Linked DNA regions of Mus musculus: all the other regions are linked to region 2. Evidence: chromatin contacts called from ENCODE Hi-C or POLR2A ChIA-PET data. All regions are on one chromosome and are shown on one strand. The core of a region is the stretch at or near the end of the contact, and the rest is flanking DNA. Distances in the headings are between cores, read along the strand shown.

What was found. A loop is a pair of places that touch in the nucleus more often than their neighbours do. ChIA-PET counts read pairs that join two places held with the same protein, here RNA polymerase II (POLR2A).
Region 1: POLR2A ChIA-PET joins it to region 2 with 18 read pairs in embryonic stem cell. The contact joins the promoter of Dll4 here to the promoter of Vps18 in region 2. A Hi-C loop is called at or near these places in 4 of 37 maps with a recorded cell type or tissue (adrenal gland, heart, left cerebral cortex and 1 more). POLR2A ChIA-PET finds 5 or more read pairs at or near these places in 3 of 5 experiments (Patski and embryonic stem cell).
Region 3: POLR2A ChIA-PET joins it to region 2 with 14 read pairs in embryonic stem cell. The contact joins the promoter of Spint1 here to the promoter of Vps18 in region 2. A Hi-C loop is called at or near these places in 2 of 37 maps with a recorded cell type or tissue (T-helper 2 cell and regulatory T cell). POLR2A ChIA-PET finds 5 or more read pairs at or near these places in 4 of 5 experiments (Patski and embryonic stem cell).

What each region holds. Positions count from the first base shown.
Region 1 is chr2:119,323,536-119,327,280 of GRCm38, forward strand. It overlaps Dll4 (delta like canonical Notch ligand 4), which reads left to right and starts at 2,249. Exons shown (of 11, transcript NM_019454.3): 1 at 2,249-2,671; 2 at 2,780-3,052; 3 at 3,528-3,585. The coding sequence starts at 2,606. It overlaps Gm14207 (predicted gene 14207), which reads right to left and starts at 2,662. Exons shown (of 4, transcript NR_030683.1): 1 at 2,446-2,662; 2 at 1,633-1,794; 3 at 1,310-1,441.
Region 2 is chr2:119,287,181-119,290,572 of GRCm38, forward strand. It overlaps Vps18 (VPS18 CORVET/HOPS core subunit), which reads left to right and starts at 1,562. Exons shown (of 5, transcript NM_172269.3): 1 at 1,562-1,950; 2 at 2,973-3,114. The coding sequence starts at 1,860.
Region 3 is chr2:119,235,161-119,238,738 of GRCm38, forward strand. Spint1 (serine protease inhibitor, Kunitz type 1) reads left to right here and starts at 2,200. Exons shown (of 11, transcript NM_016907.3): 1 at 2,200-2,312; 2 at 2,541-3,083. The coding sequence starts at 2,627.

The sequences.
Region 1 (3,745 bases), core at 999-3,498, 37 kb after region 2:
ATACCAGCAGATGGGAACTCTAGCAGGGACCCAAGGCTAAGGGTGGTGTTCCGAAGAGGAATATTGTAATAGGTGCTTCTGGTAAAAAGAGAGAGAGAAAAAATGAACACTTTTTCCTTCTTAGGTCAGAAATTTTATAAGTGGGTGATTTGTCCATTTCTGAGGAAAATGGTGATTCCAACTTTTGTTTGGCCCTTCACTATTTGCCAAATATTTTGGCATACTAATGTGTATGAGGGTAGGCCACTTCCAAAATAATAGATATCCCGTGTGGGAGTCTCCCTTGAGAGTCAAGCAAGTGCCCGCGTTAGAGTTTCTACTAACTCCCAGGCTAGGATTTTGAGATGAAAACTGTTAGATGAAAACCATTAGAGTCAGGTGGGGTTGCAAGCCCAGCTCCAAGGAGAGAGAGGGAGCACCCTCTGGCACTCCAGGCAGGTCTACGGTGCAAAGAGGATGCAGACAGAGAGGATTTGGAAGTCCACTTGCCAGGACCGCCGGGAGGTACGCCCCGAGCTCCCCGTCCCTCGGGCCTGGGACTCGGCTTGCCCATAACCTACATTAACTCGCTAGTGCAGCCTGGGCCCATCTGCCGGCCCCCGCCTCACCTCGGTTCCCCACGCCAACCCGCTCGCGCCAGATGGTGGCTGGGAGGGGTGGCCGTGCGTGGGGGACCCCGGAGCCTGTCGCCTCACCTCACCCCACCCCCCACCCCACGCTCACAACCTCATGTTTCTTACCCCCCCCCAATTCTCCATCACCACCACCCAAGTCAAAATATCAGACCATGTTCGTCATTGGCAGCTGTTGGGTTCCACTTCCCCCTACCACGGCCTCCCTGGGGCTGGAGCCGCGTCCCTGCTCCCCTCAACCCCCGCCCGCACTGATCTTATCGTCCGACCATAGCCAGCAATCACCACGCGGGAGGGCTGACAGCTGAAGCCACAGGGCCCCCACCGCTCTCACTGTAGGAGAGAGAGAGAGAGAGAGAGAGAGAGAGAGAGAGAGAGAGAGAGAGAGAGAGAGAGAGAGAGAGAGAGAGAGAGAGAGAGAGAGAGAGAGAGAGAGAAATCTAGCACCCCCCAAAACTGGGAGAAGCCAGCCCTCCCCGGTCTGCAGCCTCGGGGGAGCACGACGGGTTCTGGGAAAGCAGCTGCAGGGTTTGCGCTCGGAGGCCACCCGGGAGAGGCGCGCGTGTGACATGGGTGAAACCACCCGAAACTCAAACAACTCTATGCGCCTCCAGTTCCACCCTACATCCTGCCCTATGCAGAGAGATCTAGACCTGATCAGCCTCAAGCTCTCTCACCTTGCCTCTCAAGTGGCCCAAGGAAATTCTGGAATTAAGAAAGTTTCCTCCCTACTCCAGCGGAGCTAGGGGACGCGGGTGGGGGCCAGGATGAGGATATGGAGACCAAGCGCGACCCAGGTGAGATAGGCACTGAGGGAAAAGACTAGAACCTCATTACCATACAGCTGAGGACCCCCCCCCCACTTCGAGAACCACGCCCCCCACCTCTCTTTCGAACCTCTAGTCCTGGCTCTAGCACGAGCCAGGAGGGAGTGGGGGTGGGGGACAAAGAGAGAAGGCACGCGCTGGGCACGCCCTGCTGCTTGAGGTGACACGCCTACCAGGTGCAGAGAAGACCAGAGTCCTAGACGCTTGGCCCTTTGCCTTGCTTGGAATAGCCAGGGAAAGGTTAAGGCGTCGGATGGCTTCCCTGCGGTGCTGGGGACGCGTGGAGGGTGGGCACACATAGGCTGGAGGCCAGCGAGGCAGGAGCTACCTAAAGTCTGGAAAGGAAAGGGAGATCCAAATCCCCTGGTCCTGCTTTTTGCTTTCCTAGTTTAAGCTTTCCCCACCTGCTAGAGGACTGTAGGTATCTAATGCCTGGATCAGGTGCACCGCCTACGGGGACCCCTTAGAGTTTCCACCCCCTGGACCATTCGGGAACCACCTCACCTCCCGCCGCATCACTGGGCTACCCTCCTATCCTCTGGTGGCGAGGGTCTCAGCCTTTAAGCAGACGATCTCTAAGGACTGCTCGCCGGGCACGCGCAGAGCTGGAAGCCCAGAAGTTGGAAGAGGGGCGGGGACCTGCGCCCTACTGGCTGGCTGACAGGGGGAGCGGCGGGGGCGGAGGCCCCCTCCGGTGGGTGCTGGGACTGTAGCCACTAGAGGCCTGGAGGGGAGGGGAGAGTGACCGTGAGTCTGTCTGACTGACAGGCTGCGAAGAGCAGCCAATATATATAAGAAAGGCTCTGGAGCAAGCAGGTTTCAGTAGCGGCGCTGCTCGCAGGCTAGGAACCCGAGGCCAAGAGCTGCAGCCAAAGTCACTTGGGTGCAGTGTACTCCCTCACTAGCCCGCTCGAGACCCTAGGATTTGCTCCAGGACACGTACTTAGAGCAGCCACCGCCCAGTCGCCCTCACCTGGATTACCTACCGAGGCATCGAGCAGCGGAGTTTTTGAGAAGGCGACAAGGGAGCAGCGTCCCGAGGGGAATCAGCTTTTCAGGAACTCGGCTGGCAGACGGGACTTGCGGGAGAGCGACATCCCTAACAAGCAGATTCGGAGTCCCGGAGTGGAGAGGACACCCCAAGGGATGACGCCTGCGTCCCGGAGCGCCTGTCGCTGGGCGCTACTGCTGCTGGCGGTACTGTGGCCGCAGGTAATGTCTCACGTCCTCTCCGCCCCCTCCCGCAGCGCTCCGGGCTTGCGCCCCGGCCCCGGCTGAGCCTGACCGCTCTCCTCCCTCCTTCTCTCGGTCCCTGTGCAGCAGCGCGCTGCGGGCTCCGGCATCTTCCAGCTGCGGCTGCAGGAGTTCGTCAACCAGCGCGGTATGCTGGCCAATGGGCAGTCCTGCGAACCGGGCTGCCGGACTTTCTTCCGCATCTGCCTTAAGCACTTCCAGGCAACCTTCTCCGAGGGACCCTGCACCTTTGGCAATGTCTCCACGCCGGTATTGGGCACCAACTCCTTCGTCGTCAGGGACAAGAATAGCGGCAGTGGTCGCAACCCTCTGCAGTTGCCCTTCAATTTCACCTGGCCGGTAAGCACAACTTAAATGCACCGGGAGATAACCGAAGGGAAAGAAGGGAGCGCCGGGACACCAGAGCTCCTTTCCAAAGCGCTCTCTGGAGAGCCCCAAGGGCTCTTTCTCTTCTGCCCCCGCCCCCCTGTTCTCTCATAGGATCATCCCGGAGAGGCTTTGGTTAGTCTTTCCTCCCAGTTTCTTCCCTTTCCTTCTCCCCAATTCTTGGGATACGAATTTCATTACCAAACCCCCAACGCGGCGCCGCCCGCCCACCCCCCGGCTCTCACTTACACTCCCGCATCCCTCATCCCTCCCCTGCCTTCTCAGCTCGCGCGCAGCGCTGCGCGAACACCAGTTATGTTGAGCCGAGCTCCGTAACTATATCCTGCAATTAGATTAATTAAACAGGCTGCTGCGAGGCACCCCCTCCTTTCCCTCCCTGCTGATATCGCTATCTCTAATGTCCCCCACCCCCCCTTTTGCTTCCCAGGGAACCTTCTCACTCAACATCCAAGCTTGGCACACACCGGGAGACGACCTGCGGCCAGGTGAGTATCTAACTTCTCGGCCACAGGGGGGCGACATCACACAGCGCCGAAAGAGTTAACCAGTTATAGGCGGGGGTGGGGGTTGGGGACGCAGGCTTGGGGGGTGGGGGCCAGGACGCTTAGCTTGGCCGGAGCTGCGCCCCGCGCTGGACGCTCGGAT
Region 2 (3,392 bases), core at 312-2,811:
AATTTCATTAAAATCTAAACCTTTTCAATTCAACAGCAAATCCAAGGCTGAGGATGGAGCCCACGATGTAGCACTCACACAGTATCTGTGAGGCGCTGGGTTTGATTCTTCGGGTCTGGATCTTAATTTAGTCAACAATCCGCTATTAAATACTAGTAATATTTAAACACAAACTCACCACTCAGTGATTTGTATAACATCCGACTGTCCGCACACCGTTAAGAGATTTTTTTTTTCTCATTTTATAAATGTAGAAACTGAGCCATGAGAGAGTTCGTTTATGCAAATGTCTAATAAACATTCACTAGTTAGTTATTGGTGACTGCCCTGGAGCAGGTTACAGGTAAAGCTGGGGTTCCCCAGTAAGTTCCCTAGCAGTGCCCTGAGCTCAGTCATGTGACCTCCACCCCCTCTCATTTGGCTCCTCCTCTGTTCCCACCAGCCAGGTCTCCAGCTGTCCCCACACTCTCCTTCATCTGCCTGCCATACCTAACCTGTCACTAGGTCTCTGGTGCCTTCCTCTGAGATGGTCTCCCACTTCCCAGCTCTCTCTCTCCCGGATGGATACATAAGGCCTGTCTTCTGCCTCAGGTCTCATGTCCTTTTCAAACACCTGCTTCCCAGTACCAACATCAGATCTTATCCCCAGTTATAGCCTCCAGTGGATCACACGATAGCTTCCACAGTCTGCCCAAGGCCAGCCCCGCTTCCTCTCCACCCCATTACACGGCTTATAGGGTTTCGCTCGTGACTTTCCTGAAGACTATATATAACCCCCTTTTCTTTTTCTGATACTAGGGCTTGATCCTAAGGCTTCCCACATGCTAGACAAGGACAGTCAACATCACTCAACGTATAGAGTGCCTGGAAGTAGCCTGCTTCAGTTTTCCCGGTGACCCTTGCCTCTCCCCCTACACTAAGGAGCTACTATGAGGCAGCTTACTTAACCTGGCCATTGCGTTGTCAATTTCTTTCTGTTTTGTTTTCTGGGGGTCTGTAGCCCAGTCCTTAGTAATCCTCCTGCCTCAGCCTTCCCACTGCTGGAGATTAAATTTTGTATGGTTTTCTTTTTGCGGTGTAAGGAAAAAAAAAAAAAATCCAGGTCTTATACCCGCTGGGCAAGGTGCTTATGCACCACTGAGCCACACTTGTGACCCATTCAGCTACTTCCTCTGGAAGCTAGGGGGCCCTGGGGTGAAAGAAGGGACACTCAGACTGTTCTGCCTGTGCCTGTGAAGGTGGACTGAGGCAGCAATTCGATTGAGGAACAGGAGGTAGTGTGACAGATGGAGGAGCACCGCCGGCCTTTCAGTGACAGTCTGAGGGAGTGAAGTCTGAGCTGCGGAAGCCTAGGATCCGCGCAAGCCTGTTACTGGACGCCGCTGGGAAATCCCGGGCTGCCTCCTAGCGCCAACATGAGGAACTGCAGCAGCAGGGTGGCCCGCAAGCGCTCCTCCCCCGCCGCGCCGAGTCTCCGACAACGCCTCCTTGTGGAGGCTCAGGTGCCCAGGACTCCAGTTAACACTCGCGGCTGAAAAACCCGGAAGCACGTCATAAGCACGCGTCACGGGGGCGGGAGTCAGCTGAGCTGCCTGGGCGAGGTTGTGATTACCTGGGATCTGCTAAGGGGAGCCTATAATCTCTTGGGACTGGAGCTGGGGTGCAAAGCTGCGCCATGGACTAGTTGGGGCTCCTCGATCGTCTCGTCCTTCACAGAGAAAGCGAAAAGGGCCCCAGAATTTTTAAAAGGTTCTCAGGATCTGTCAGACGCTGGGGAAGCACAACTTGCAAATCCAGGACGACCGGGGTCCCAGTTGTGACCCCCAGCCCCCAGATCAGAGATCCAGAACTTGATTGCCATGGCGTCCATCCTGGATGAGTACGAGGACTCATTGTCCCGCTCGGCCGTCTTGCAGACTGGTTGCCCTAGCGTGGGCATCCCCCATTCTGGTAAGTTAGAAGAGGCCGCCTCTGCCCCTTTCTGTTATGGTAGCATTTACGGGGGAGAGAAGCTCTAGAGCTTGCAGCGTGTGTTTAGGATCTAAGCCCCAGGCCTTTCTTGTCTTGCCCAGCTTGTCATTGGTCGAAGTTTGAAAGAGCCACAGGAACAGCCTCGTGATCTAGGCCTTAACTCAAAGGTCCTTCAAAAGAGGGAACTTGGGCTCAGATAAGGAAGTACTTGTTACTTTTGTCTATAGGCTGCAGTTGGGAGAACTGAATATAGGTTCCAGGCTTCTGTGTCTTGTTCTATGGATTTTTTTTAAAGCTTTTGGAGTCTGTGTATGTGTTCGTTCCCACCAGACTTCATCTTGAGGTAGCAGAGGAGGCAGAATGAGCACTGAACTTGGTGGAACGTGAATGTTATAAGTGAAGGAGGGTCGATCCAAAAGGGAATTTTGTTACTGAACAGGAACAATGGAGATGATTGTCCCGGGGTAAAGCTGGCTGCAGTTTAGAGTGTAGGAGAGCAGCGCAGGGTTACCCACACTATGATGATATTGCAGCGGACTATCGAGAAAGCAACTGTAGCCTATGAACTGGACTGATAGGACTGGGTTCCCAGAACTCTCTACATACAATGGAGACTCACTGAACCATACTGTGTGGACAGCAAGGAAGGGACTTTAGTTTCTCTTGGCCAAAGACCATAAGGGAGAATGCCAAAACCATCCTCCCTGTACTGTCTCCCCCCACCCCCGTTACCACTGGGAACGTGCATATCATGATACAACCTCATCTCAGGCACAGAGAACCAATCCCTTACTACTGTCACAAGTGTGGGAAGAGCCCAGGACCCTTCCAATAAAGACAACCAGAAAACTATTTCATGTTGAACTCTTTATGAACCAAGACCCTGTGGGTAGGAATATACTTGGGAAGCAGAAGTATCAGCTAACACTGGGGTTTCTCTGGGTTTCTGGGTGCCTCACCCCCCTCTGGACGCCTTTTTCTCTTGTCTTCCCCACCTATAGGGTATGTAAGTGCCCACCTGGAGAAGGAGGTGCCCATCTTCACCAAGCAGCGGGTTGACTTCACCCCCTCGGAGCGGATCACTAGCCTCGTGGTCTCCTGCAATCAGCTCTGCATGAGCCTGGGCAAGGATACACTGCTCCGGTAGTATCTTTGGAGACTTTTAGCTGACTAGGGTCTTTTTCCATACTTAGCAAATGACACAATAGCTTTTCAGGAGATGCACTATTCCTTCCCAAAGAGAACCAGTGTGGTGGCTGAAGATCAGAGAGAACTATGTTCAGATTCCACCCATGCTGTTGAACGAGTCAGCTAATCATTCTGGTCTTTCAACAGGGGGAAAGGTGCTCTCAGCCTCCCAGAGTTAGCCACACAGATCATTGGGACAGTCTGGAATCCTGAAGTATGTCCGCTATTTGCCA
Region 3 (3,578 bases), core at 950-3,449, 51 kb before region 2:
ACAGGGTCTCTTTTCAGCCTCAGCTGGACTCAACCTTGATTTTAGCCAAGAGTGACTTTGAACTCCTGATCTTCCTGCCTCCTTCTATCAGATGCTTGGATTATAAGCATGTATCACCACACCCAGCTTTAAATATAGGTCTTTTTAATATCATGTACACAGTGAATATAATCATAAACTTCTGGCAATGTGGTATTGTGATAAGGTGGTACTCTCTTGTGGTAGTGTTCTCTTAGGTATAAGCTATTTGGGAAGGCAGAAATCAAACTGTGACAAAGTTCTTTCTTCCCAGGAAATGCACAATCATGTTTCTTCCCCAGCATACCATGATGGGCATCACTATGCCAGTGGCTGTGGAACATCAGAAGATCCAGAGAGGGCCTGACACCCACGTGTTTCCGCTCCCAGTGTCCGGAATGTGAGTGGCTGGAGGGTTTGCAATCAGTGAAGGCAGGTCATCCTTGGCTCCAAGATCAACACATGAGACTACTGTCGGTAAGTGATGGGGAGATGGTTTTCATAGTGGGGGGAGGTAAAATAGTATGAAAAGACGTAGAATCTTTCTTTAAGAACCTTGATTCCATTCCCAGGCCCCATGTGGAAGTTCACAATTGCCTTACTTCAGTTCTAGAAGAATTCAAGTGTCCTCTTCTGGTTTTAACAGGCACAAAGCAGACACAAAATGCATATAACATACAGGCACTCATACACAGAACACTCTTTAGAATCTTTGTTGTTGCTTTGATTTTTTGAGACTGGGTTTTTCCATGTAACCCTGGCTGTACTGGACTCTGTAGACCAGGCAGGTCTTGAACTCAGGAGATCTGCCAGCCTCCCCAAGTGCTGTACCAACACCAGCGCCATCAGCAGTGCCATCACTAGGCCAAATGTTTTATAGTCTTAAAGATATATATATATTTATGATACGTGTATGTGTGTGTATGTGTGAATAAATACCACATTTGCACAGGTGTTTGAGGAGGCCAGAAGAGGGTTTCAGACCCCTTGGAGCTAGAGTTCAAGAGGCTGTGAGCCCTGAGATGTGGATGCTGGGAATTGAACTCTGGTCCTCCACAAGAGTAGCAATTGCTCTGAACTGTTGATCCGTCTCTCCTGGGGGGCTGGGGGGCATAAATAAGACAAATCTTGCCAGATATAGTGACTCATCTCTGTAATTGCAACACTAGGAAATGATGCAGAACCAGAGATGCTTTTCAAGGCCTTGTCTCAGAAATAAGTTAATTTGAAAGAAAACAGGAGTGTAGATGTCCTGTAGACATCTGGGATGTGAAGAAAGGACTGCGTGTTTTTCATTTAGGAAAAGCAATGAGCTTGGTATGAAGGTGTTCCCTGTTGCGTGGGAGATTAACTGAACCCTTCAGAGAGCTGGAGCCTCCAGGTGTCCAAACAGGGAATTTATGTGGAAGAGAGTGGTCAACTACTCACTGGGAGTTCCCCTTGGGATGGGAGAGTAAACCTGAGATTCAGGGAAGGGGACAATTTACCAACAAAAGATGAAGAGTTCAAAAGGAAATGTTTACAAGAATGAGGGAGAGGCGCAAACAAAAGGGAATGCACTCCTGTGGGTGAAACAGGGAAGCCAGGATACCAGGAATCACCTGTTGGTCCACTCTCGCAGAAGGAAGGGCTGTCCTGAGCTGCATCAGTGAAGCACGAATCCCAGGATCTGGTTTACACAAACGCAGCCTATCCAACTTTGGGGTTCTCTTCTTACTGGAAAACTGGAAATGATGTCCCAAGGGCAGGCCACAGACAGCGAAATCGTTTGCATAAGCTTTCCCCGACATTTCTCCTCCAACTCCTTCCCAAACGCCCCCAGCCAAGGGTAGGGAATGCCGGCTCTAACCGGAAAGGAAGGCCGGAGGCAACCGCACCTGCGCCACCTTGCAGGGGTGTCGCGGCCCAATGTGGGCTTAGGGACGCACTTCTGGTGTTCAGGGACCCAACGAGTGGCTGGACTCCGTGGAGCCAGGGTAGAGCCGCCTCCAGGGCACGCGGGCCTCACCCACGCCGCTGGGCGTTCGGAAACCACGGGCGCTGCGGCTGGGTCTGGGGTGGCTGAGCCGCCCGGCGGGTCCAGCCGGAAGTTCTGCTGGGCAGGACCGGTGGGAGTACAACCGGCGTGGGCGGGGCCGGCGGCGCAGGGGTTAATGCCAGTCCCGCCCCGCGCTCTGACTCAGTTTCACCAGAAACTAGAAAGGCCGGGAGGAGGCAGCCAATCTTCCGTGCAGCCAGAGCCGGGCGGAAGCCGGGCGGGATCGTCGGCGGTCCCACCCCGTTCACCTGCGCAGGTAGCTGGGGCGGACGGTAGGCGGACGCCCAGCGGGCTCCGGGCATGTTTGGCGGACGTCCGCTCTGTGTTGGGGTACGCGAGCTCCTGAGCGGTGCTCTGCCGGACGTCGGCGGTCCGGTCCGAGTGTGCGTGGGCGGATCGTCCTGCGTGCGCCTCCTTGTTCCCAGTGCCCCGCGCCCCTACCCGAGCTGATCAGGTGTGTCTCCTCTGCCTCCTCCCATCTCAGGTCACAAGCACCCTCGGAACCCGGAGGCTCGCACTGTGAAGGTGACCCCCGCCTCGGGGAGGAGGGCGACGGCCCCTGGGAGCACGATGGCGGGCCGCCGCCTGGCGCGGGCCAGCATCTCTGCGGTCGGCGTATGGCTCCTTTGCGCGCTTGGCCTCCAGGCCACCGAGGCCGAGCTGCCGTCCGCACCCGCTGAGCTTCCCGGGGGAGCCGCCTGCTTGAGCCGCTTTACCAGCGGGGTGCCGTCCTTTGTGCTGGACACCGAAGCCTCAGTCAGCAACGGGGCCACCTTCCTGGGTTCCCCGACGGCGCGCCGCGGCTGGGACTGCGTGCGCTCCTGCTGCACCACTCAGAACTGCAACCTGGCGCTGGTGGAGCTGCAGCCAGACGGCGGCGAGGACGCCATCTCTGCCTGCTTCCTCATGAACTGCCTGTACGAGCAGAACTTCGTGTGCAAGTTCGCTCCGAAGGAGGGCTTCATCAACTATCTTACTCAGGAGCTTTACCGCTCCTACCGCGAGCTGCGGACTCGAGGCTTTGGAGGTGAGGAAAGTTGCTGGCCAGAAGGGCTAGGCAGGTTAGGGAGGCTTGGCGAAGACAACAAAAAGGAGTTAGGGAGGAGAGCCCTTCCATCGACTCCCTTTGAAGTAGGCAGTATTTTGTAAACAAAGGGGATGGGAGATTGGGGAAGGATGGCATCTCAGGGCTCAGGTTCTGGCTCCTGAAGGGTGTTCAGAGTTGGGGGTTGAAGGCCTAGCCCAGGATGTGCCTATGAGAGAAGTGAAGTGACTTTCTAGGTTTCGCTACCTCTGTCTCTGATAGGCTAAGTCAGGGAACGTTGATGCGCCCAAGTGACTACTAGAAAGGCATCCTGGCCAAGTGTTGTCCTGGGCCGTTTGAGGCCTTGACAAAATGAGCCTGACCATGGTCTCCTCCGGTGGCTGCATAAGGTACAGGTTAGTGTCTCTGCCCTGGGAATAGATTGGCCTTTTGCAGGTGGGACCAATGATATAACCAGGCCTCCAGACAATACAGGAC